Linked DNA regions of Homo sapiens: region 2 is linked to region 1. The links are chromatin loops, found by intact Hi-C in ENCODE. Cell type or tissue: ascending aorta. All regions are shown on one strand.

The links. Peaks named below come from ENCODE experiments on the same cell type or tissue, not always from the same donor. Only the 100,000 strongest peaks of a DNase experiment are listed, where the experiment ranks them.
Region 2: it touches region 1 in a loop (2.0-fold over the local background); 13 of 110 quality-filtered maps call a loop at or near these places.

The regions. Positions count from the first base shown.
Region 1 is chr1:33,252,550-33,257,549 of GRCh38, forward strand. It overlaps ZNF362 (zinc finger protein 362), which reads left to right and starts at 3,943. Exons shown (of 9, transcript NM_152493.3): 1 at 3,943-4,105. RefSeq lists silencers at 3,332-3,431, 3,874-3,933 and an enhancer at 4,399-4,693. In ascending aorta, no CTCF peak of the experiment used is centred here; DNase peaks (open chromatin) are centred at 3,042, 3,962, 4,432, 4,695 and 1 weaker place; H3K4me3 peaks cover 2,439 bases; H3K27ac peaks cover 2,305 bases.
Region 2 is chr1:33,336,797-33,341,796 of GRCh38, forward strand. All of the region lies in intron 9 of PHC2 (polyhomeotic homolog 2), which reads right to left. It also overlaps the pseudogene RN7SKP16. Among named protein-coding and RNA genes, the nearest start is that of MIR3605, 6.8 kb to the left of the region's middle. In ascending aorta, a CTCF peak has its summit at 2,777 (motif pointing left); DNase peaks (open chromatin) are centred at 1,386, 1,807, 2,205 and 2,829; H3K4me3 peaks cover 3,397 bases; H3K27ac peaks cover 5,000 bases.

The sequences.
Region 1 (5,000 bases):
ACTCTTGTGCTATGTCACTGAGATTTTGGAGTTCTTTGTTACTGCGGCATAGTCTGGTTAAGACAGTGCTCTATTTGTGCAGAGCTGGGGTCTTCCTCACTGCTGCCTCTCCAGAGCCTGGGACCCTAACTGAAACACTGGAGTAGGTGCTTTGTAAATACTTGAATGAGTGAAAAAACAGAAAGTGTGAGACATGGTTCCTTCCTTAAATAATGTACTCTAATCCAAGAGATTGATTCTTATACACACAATAGTTAGAATACAATTAGGGGCTAACTGCTAAAAAAAGAAAGGGAGAGGGGTTAATGGGCTGGAGCTGCCATGGAGGGCCTCCTAGAGGAAAGCTTTGCAGAATTGGAGAGGATGACAGTGGGCTTGCTGTCCATCCATTCAGCAAACATTTATTCCGATGCATCGTGATGAGTGTGTTGCCAGCAGTGTGGCAGAAGGACCATGGACACCTTGGGAACCAAAGGAAAGTGCCCTTTCTATGTGAAGGATCTAGAATGGCTTCATACAGGAGGTGATGTTTGAGCTGACTTGATAAGTAAGTATTCACTACAGAGATGAGATGAGGAGAAAAGGACTAAGAATACCAGACAGAGGGAACAGCATGAGCAGAGGCCAGGCATCATGAAGGTGGATGGTGTGTTCAGAGACAGGGCAGCATCTAGTATGGCTGGATTTGGGGGGAAAGGGGGATGGGTGCCAGTGGCAAAGAGCTGAGCTCAGTCTCTCCATCCCTAGCTTCCTGCACCTCACCCCAACTGCCTCCAACCAAATCATATTAATAGCATCTTGGAAGGTTCTGGAAGGCTTTTAAGAAAATGTCTAAGCTAAGACCTGAAGGATAAATTGAAGGTGGTCAGAAAAGGTGAGGCGAAAGGGCAAGGGAGGGTGTTCCAGGCAGAGGGAACAGCATATGCAAAGTCCTCAGAAGTGAGATAGCAAGGCCTTAGATGGCAGCTCACTTTGGCTGGCTGGAGCACAGCTTTCCAGGTGGCTAGGGAGGAGACTCGTGGGGCAAAGGTGGGCCAGCATGTACCCTTCCCCCATAAATCCCTTCCAAAGGCCCCAGCTCAGCACTCAAGGCCTTCAGGATCCTGTCTCCCATCTGCCTCTCCATTCTAAACTTCTGTGCCTTTGCATGTGCTGTTCTAAGTGCCTAGAATGATGATGATAATGATGATATTGATGATAACATAACTTTTTTGAGCGCTTAGAATGTGTTAGGTGCTGTGATGGGCATTATTTCATTGAACTGCTCAGCAATGCCGTGATTAATACCTTTTAAAATTAATTAATGCCTTAATTAATTAAAGGTATTAATTTTAAAATTTATAGACTTTATGTTTTAGAACATTTTTAGATTTATAGAAAAATTGAGATGATATTACAGACAGTTCCCATATATACCTCCTCTAATTTTCCTATGAGTAATACCTTATGTTACTATTTGTTACGATTTGTTATAATTCTTGGTAGATACTTTCCTTGACACATTATTGTTATTAATAACTAAATTCCATAGTTTATTTAGATTGTTTTTACCTAATATCTTTTACATTTAGTAGTTCGTCTGTTTTTTTTTTTTGAGACAGAGTTTCACTCTTGTTGCCCAGGCTGGAGTGCAGTGGCCCAATCTCGGCTCACTGCAACTTCCACCTCTGGAGTTCAAGCCATTCTTCTGCCTCAGACTCCTGAGTAGCTGAGACTACAGGCACGTGCCACGCCTGGCTAATTTTTGTATTTTTAGTAGAGATGGGGTTTCACCACGTTGGTCAGGCTGGTCTTAAAGTCTGACCTGGTGATCCTCCCGCCTCGGCCTCCCAAAGTGCTGGAATTACAGGCATAAGCCACTGCACCCGGCCGTGTCTTTAGGCTCCTCTCTGGCTGTGATGGTTTCTCGGACTTTCCTTGATTTGGATGACCTTGATAGTTTTGAGGGGTACTGGTCAGCCAGCAATTTTGTTGGATAGCCCACTCTTGGAGTCTGTCTGTTTTTCTCACAAGGCTGGGGTTATGGGTTATTGGGAGGAAGACCACAAAGGTAAAGTGTCATTTTCATCACATAGTATCAAGCACATATCAACATGATTTGTGGCTGTTGATCTTGGCCTTGATCACTTGTCTGAGTAGCAGTCATCAGCTCTCTCCCTGTAAAGTTACTCCTTTCCTCTCCCTTTCCATATTGTGCGCTTGGGGAGGACGTCACTATCTGCAGCCTACTCCTAAAGAGTAGGGAGTGATGCTCCCCCTCCCTGATTGTCTACATAAATTATTTGGAATTCTTCTGCACAGACAATTTGTCTCTTCTCTCCCGTTTATTAATTTATTATCTCATTGAATTTCTCAACAATGGGTTGGTCCTCTGATTATCGTCATTTCTGGAAACTGGAAGGCCTTCCTTTCTTCCCCACCTCGCTCACCCCAGAGCCAATTTCTGAAGCCCTCTCCACCTCTCCAGGAAAGAGTGGCCTCCTCTGTGCTCTCCCGCCATGCTTTAACATTCCAACTAATTCATGCCACACAGATTTCTTGTGCCCCTGCTCTGTGCCAGGCACTGTGCTTGGGGATTGAGAACAAGCAGTCCCTATGGGCCCTGTCTTCGAGTTGCTCACAGTGTTTGCCATCCTGTGCTGGACTAGAATCTTCGTGAGGGCAGGGGCATTATCCAGTTTTTTAATAGCTGTGCTCCAGCCAACCAGCTATTAAAAACAGTGGTTGATGTTTACTAGGTCCTCTATGAATATTTACTGAATTTGGAAATGCTTCCTGGAGGACAAACGCTGGCAGATGATTGTTTATCTCTGTGCCCTTCCCGGGGGACTGTGCGCTCCCTGAGGGCAGGGCCAGCCCTGATCCATCCTGGCCCAGCGGTCGGGGGGTGGTGGATGCCATAGAAATCTAAGCCGGTGAAGGGATCCTGGAACCGGCTGCCTCCTCAGGTAGAAGTGTAAGTTTGGAAGCTGACACAGCTCGGGAGGCCGAATCAGGAGGACTTGGTGACTGATTGGCTGGGGAGGGTGAGGCGGGAGGAGGAGTCACACAGATGGCTCTGAGGTCTGGAGCCGGGGGACAGCCGGTGCCACCTCTGATAGACTCTGCGAGAGGAGCCACTGCCAGCTTCGGGCCGCCCCATCCGTCGGGGATCCGGCCTAGGGCTAGGGAGGGGTGGCTGGGCCTGTGCAAACTTCTACTCCCCACCCCTATGTCCTCGTCTTAAAAAAAAAATCGGCCTGGATTTTGAGCAGGTCGTTATCAGGGGTGAGGGTCCATCCTGGGGGTCCCCTCCAGGCGGCCGTCTTCGAGGGAGACCCCCAGGGGCAGCCTGGCACCGCGCGGGCTCGGCCTGGTCAGGGCCGTGGCCCGCCAGGCCCAAGTCCCCAGCCTGCCATCACCCAGGAGTGGGGTGGCGAGGCGGCCGCCGGGCCTGGGCAGGACAATGGCCACGGCCGCCGGGGCCCCGGGAGCCCCCGCGCTGGGGAAGGGGCTGTCCTAGGGCCGGGCGCCGGTGCCCTCCCCGCGCGGCTCAGGCGGGCGGAGGGGGGCGAGGAGTTCCTTTGTGGCTCTGCCTCCGGCGCGGCGCGGGCGGGGGGCGCAGCGCAACTTTGCCAGGCGGTGGCGGCGGCGGCGGCGGCGGCGACGGCGAGCGCGAGACGAGGCCCCGGGGCCCGAGTGGGGGCCCCAGCGCGCGGCCCGCCCCCGCCCCCCGCCCGGCCCCCTCCCCTCTCGCGCAGTCGCCAGCGCCCGGCGCTGCCCACTCGCGGGAGCCCCCGGGGCCGGACGGGCTGCGCAGCCGGAGAGGCGGGGGCCCGACGCGGCCCCCCCGGAGCCGGGCGCCTGGCGCGGGGGCTCGCCGAGCGCACTGGGGGCCGCGCGGCGCTGCAGACCCAGCCTCCCGCCGCCGCCGCCGCCGCCGCCTCGGCGCTTGCAGAACCCAGAAGTGAACAGCAGGCGACCCGGAAGGTTTGCGCGCGGCTCCGCAGCGAGCCAGAGCCGGAGCCCGAGCCCGGAGCCTGTGCCGGAGCCCCAGCCCGGCCCTGCTCGGGCCGCCGGGCGCGGGGCTGCGGCCGCGTCCCGGAGGCGCCGCCAGCACAGCCAGGTCCGTGCGGGCCCGGGGCGCGCGGGGAGCGGGCCCAGCGGCGGCGGGCGCCTGCCCGCGGGAAAGTTGCGCCGAGTTGCGGGCGGGGGCCGGGCCGGGGCGCGGGCGCTGTCAGCGCGGGCCGGGGCGCTCCGAGGGCCCGGGGCCGCCTGCGCCTCGGGCCCGGCCCAGAGCGGCGGCGGCGGCGGCGGCAGCGGGGCGCGCGGGGTAGGAAGTGTCTCCCGCGGCGTGTCTGGGGCTGGTCTCCGAGTGTGTGTGCGTGTGTGTGTGTGCGCGCGCGTGTGTGTGTGTTTTCTTAAGCCGGGCTATTCAAACCCTGCTGCAATTCTCCGGTAAACAATGATTCATGGGGCATAATGCAAATAAACGGATTGCAAACGGCGCGGTTCGCGCACTTTGCAGCCGGCCCGGTGGAGCAGCCAGTGCCGGATTTCTCCCTTTTTTTGCAGATCTGCAGAATATGGCGTCCCTGTCCTGTTTTAAAAATAAGCCAGGCTGCCATTTTTGTTTTTCTTTTGTCTGAAAATTTTAATAAAACTGTCTGAGAATGTGGGAGAGGCGGCTGGAAGCAGAGGGGGCACCCGAAGGGTTGGCTTTTTTCCTTTTCTTTGGCGAGAGCCGCGAGCCTTTCGGGGAGGTGAGACACAATGCAATTGCACTTTAAAGAAAAAAAAAAAGGGAAGCTGCCGGGCGATTTGAGGGGGGAGGGCTGGGAATTTAAAGTTAACTCCGAAAGTTTGCTTTGCTTTGCTTCTCTTTCTTTCTTTCTTTCTTTTTTTTTTTTTTTGGAAGGCGGTGAAATGCCGCGAAAGGATCTCGAGGCCCATTTCTCCCCCAGCCAGCTGCCTTTGCAGGATTTTTGGGAAAAGTTAACTGCCGGTTTCCTCAGAGCTGC
Region 2 (5,000 bases), 84 kb after region 1:
AGATCAGCGGAATCAACTCTGCCGATCAATGGGGTGACAGGTGTTGCAGCCAGATGGCCCTCACATCCATGTTTGAGAACGTAGAAAAAACCCCTTTCCCTCACAATCTATGAATAACTAGGAGGACTGAGTTGATGATTCAATCAAATTAAGTTTCTGTGCTTTTAAATTTTAAATATTTAACTCTGCCTTTACACAATTACATTTTCTCTGCTTTTATGTTTTGCATATGCTAAGAAACATCTATTTTATTTAAAATGAATTACTAACATAGATTACTATGAAAGCTAAAATTTTGTTTTTTAGATGATGGCTATTTCCTCCCAATTAGAGCCTGGTAAAAAATATTCCCTGATGAGTCTAATGAACTGCAGATTATACAATTATAGGATTGGAAAGTCTGGTTCGATCTCTTGCCAATGCTTGAAAATTTTCTATAATATGCCCACCCAATGATTTTCTGGCATTTGTTTGAATACCTCCAGCGACAAAGAAACTCACTACTCTGGAAGCAGTTTGTTCCCACCTTGGACGGCTCATTAGTGATTCCTTATATAACGAGCCCAAAATCTGTCTTTCTATTAATTTCTGCCCAGTTATCCTCGTTCTGTTCCTTAAACTCACAGAGAACAAGGCCAATCAGATTTGTCTAACAGGCAGAGACACGGGCTTAGACCTGGCTTAGAGACTGGTCTCTATCATTGAGTCAACTGCGGGCAAGTCATTGTCCCTCTCTAAGCCTCAGCTTCACTGGCTGTGAAATAAGGATCCTACGCCTACCTTAGAGTGCTGCTGTGAGGACTAATGAGCCAGTGAAAGGCAGTGCGTGCTAGCTTACGAGAAAATGCTTGAGAATGCTCCTGGTGTCATGAAGGATGTCACTCATGACCACAGTCTTCTCTCCTCCAGGACAAAGCCCTTCTGTTCTTTCAGGTATTTCTTACATAAAAAGGCTACAAATTCGTAATCATCCTAGGCCCTCTCTGCCCACATCTTTTAACATCAGGTACCTAGTTAATACTAAGCATCATCTGTCAGGTGTAGTCATGTAAGAGATCTGGTTGGTAAGATTTTTGGTTTTCTGTGTTTGCTTTAAAGACAGTCACATCTCTGACTGAGAGCATAGGTAGAAAGTATTAATTCCCTTGTTTCAGTTTAATGAATTCTTCCATGGAATTAATCCATTCTCCTCTTAATTCTGGGATCACTCCCACCTCCTGCCTCTTTCGCTGATAGTCATCAGAAAACAGCCCCCCTCTGACCTTGTCTTTTGTGGGATCCCTCTATCCTTGCTTGACTTCCCTGCCTCCATCCCCCACTCCTGTCTCAGATCTATGCCTATTAATGTTCACTGCAAGACAGAAGATCACTCTTGAGGTCAGAGTCTGTCTTCATGCCAGATACATTCGTGAGCAGATATGGTCACCAGCTCAAAGGCTACAGAGCCAATGCTTAACTCTGGGAAGCAAAACTTTTTGGAATTTGAGGTTGTTTTTTAAAAAAGATCTTGTTAAGAGAGAGAACACACTAAAAAACTCTTGCACCACATTAGAAACTACCACTCCCCATTGTAACCCAGGGCAGATCAAAGGAGAGACAGAATCCAAGGGACAGATGGGAGAGTGTTTTATGAATATACAAAGGTTCACAGCTACTTCGCTTTGCAGTCATCTTGTAGACCAATAGCTCCTCATCTGCTTTAGTAACAAAGGAGTTTGGGCTATTCCTGGAATGACCGAACACAATCTCGCCCCCTGCCAAGCTCAGCACACTGAGATTAATTTAATCTGCTTCCCGCTCTCCCAGACTGCTTTGCGGCCTTTGGGGAAAAGCAGCTTAACAGTGAAACTTGCAGAAACCTGCCCTGCTGGCCCTGAGGCCAGATAAAAGAGACAAAGAAATACTCTGAATTTGGTTCCTTACTCAATTCCCTTGACCAGTTCAGAGGCTATAAGTGCTGCCGGGCATTCCCACAGGTCTCAAATGCCTGTATACAGTCAGGCACCTGAAACCGAAAGGTGGAGGCAGGATAAGGCCGATGGGAGAGGCTGGGGGAGGGGAGTAAAGCTAGGCTTCGGTGGGGGAAGGGGGAGGTAAAATCTTGGCCTTTAGTTGACGCTGACCACAAAGGGCCAAGTATTCCGGTCAGAATGAACAGAGCAGCATGTTCCACGGAGTCTTGCCTAACATATGTCTCAACTTCTAGGCTGTTTCTCATTTCTGGTCTCATTCACAGGCTCTGGTACAAACAGCCCTTACAGGGGTGGGAGAAAACAGGAAGGACTACTCAGCTCCTGTTTGTGAAATTATCTGCTTTGGGACTGGTCACGTCTCCTAAGCAGAGCAGACTTCTCTAGGCAGGGGGCTACCACTCACTCAGTCACCTCGAGATCTTCAGGGGCTAACCCCATGTCCAAAATATGACAGGTGCTTAATGACCACTAAACTGGAATGTGTGGCATCCATGATCTCAGTCTTCACTGTCTACATATAGAATACAGGGCTGCCTAGTGCCAAGATAAGCAATTTGGCACTAGCTGAGATTTACAAGTTGCTTTCTGAAGCTATGATGTTTTGAGAGCAGCTAGGCTGGTGGTACCTGCCTACCGGAGCGGCATTTCTAGATACCTGATTATGAAGAATAAGAGCTATTTTTTGGCCCATGTCTTCCTGTTACAGTGGGGATTTCCTCAACAGAAAAGAGGTACAGGTGGACCTCTGAATTCCCTGTCCCCTTTGAAACATTTTTGCCAGACCCAGGCACTTGGCAAGGCAGGATGACCTCTAGAGGCAGAGGCAGGGAGGCTCCTAGGACCAGTGGGTTGATGTCCAGAGCTGACGGGCTCTCCAGCCTGCTGAGGACAGACGTCAGGCTGGTGCCAGTTATGCACAATTGGGCCACTTCAGAGCCAGTGCTGATGTTTTGTTTTGTTATACTGGAATACAGCTTAGTACAGGTTAAGTATCCCTTATCCAAAATGCCTGGGACCAGAAGTGTTTTTAATTTTGGATTTTTTCAGGTTTTAGAATATTTGCATTATACTTACTGGTTGAGCATCCCAAATCCAAAAATCTGAAACGCTCCAATGAGCATTTCCTTTGAGTATCACGTAGGTGCTCAAAAAGTTTGGGATTTTGGAGCATTTTGGATCTGGGATGCTCAATCTGTACTAACATCTGCAACAGGTATTTCAGATGGCCTAGCACTCATTCTATCTGACCCTAAGATAGCCTGAAGACATGGCTTCAAAGGCAATGGAGACCAAACGGAGCTTTTCCTTCTACCCCCTCACCTTGGTCAATGGCTGATTTCCACCTTATCATGAGAAGGGAGTATGTATTTTAACTTAAAAGACTTCTATTTACTGTTTGGTTGCAGTAGGAGTATGACAGAGCTAATGAAATGAATAAAGAATTTAAAGAAGCAGAGTAGATGATAACATGGCTCATTTTCTTACAACAAATTCTGCTCAACAAATGGCAAACAAGGTCACCTATAAAACCCAAAGCACACTCTCCAAGCCCCCAGCACTGAAGTCACGCTCACTGTGCTGCAGTTCAGCAGGCCCAGCCATGTGGCCAGGGTGGTCTCTGCAGGGTTCCCAAGGAACCATTTGCTCTAGAAACCGCCTCAGTGGAGCACTGCAGAGTGATGCCCAGTTAAACCATATCCAGGAGACAGCAGCAAACACAGCACATACCTGGTCCAAGCAACAGGCCGTACTGCAGTGCGGTAAGCTGAGGACAGAGTGCCCAGTCCTCATGGAAAGATCTGGGGCCACGCTTTACAATTTCTTTGGTTATATTTGGGCCCCCAAAGAAATTAATGCCACTGAAAGTGAGGAAGGCAAGAGATTTCACAAACACCTGTTTGTTGACACCTTCCCCCAGGGCGGGGTAAGTGAAGGGTAGGAAAGTGACTGAGAGGGAGTTGCGGGGAGGAGGGAGGGGAACAGGCAGGCTGAGCTCTATCTGGGACCCTGACAGAGTCCATCAATTAGAGATTCATTTGGTTAACAATTTCTTTAAAATGCAAGTATACATCTTACAGTCATTCACACTTTACTGTGAATTACTCGACTCAGATAAACAGATTGCTTTCCTCCCAATTTAGGGATGGGGTGGGGGAGGGGGTGGGTAGTGATTGTTTTGGATCACGGGGCACTAGATCCCAGAGGATTAAAGTTAGAAAGGCCCTGAGTTTAACATCTTAAATGTCCTAGATGAAGCAACTTGGCCTCAGAGGTGAGGTGATTTGCCCAAGGTCACAAAAGGTCACAAAAAAAGACTCTAGGCTTAAATCCCATCCTGTAATGCTGGGCAAGTTACTCTAGGCCTGTTTCCTCATCTATGAAATGGGGTACTTATATCTGTCTTACATATAGCTGTGGTGAGGATTAAATAATGTAATGCAGGCACAACACACTGGACTAGGCTGAGCTTGGACACAGGCAGTGGCAGAACCCACACTAGAACCCAGTGCTTTAGACTTTTCCGGGTGGGCCACACAGGTGGAGGGAGGGCTGCGCTGATTAGCCGTGGATAGCACGAGGGCACTTGGGAAAAGAGGACAAGACATGTAAACTGTATTCTGGGACCTTCTGAGGCAGAGGCCAGATATCACATGTGGGCTGGAGCATTTGGGTTGGGAAGCACAGGATGATCTAGATGAGTGATTCCCAAATTGGGATTCCTGGATGACTAAGCAGGATCCCTGAATCTAGTTAATCAGGACGCACAAGCTGGATTCAATATCTGAAGAAGCCGAAAAGGAAACAGCACATAATATATACCTTCAGGAGGGCAAAACATGCTATTATTTAATATCATGTTACCATGTTTCCCAAATTCTAAAATGCAGTCAGTTGTTAAGATGACCCATTTCCCCCACAACGAATTTACACATTGATTACGTGTGCGTCTCAAGTACAGATTGTAAAAGTGTGCATTTTAGAATAAAACAAACGAATGCCATTTATTTGGAAGACAGTATCTTGTAA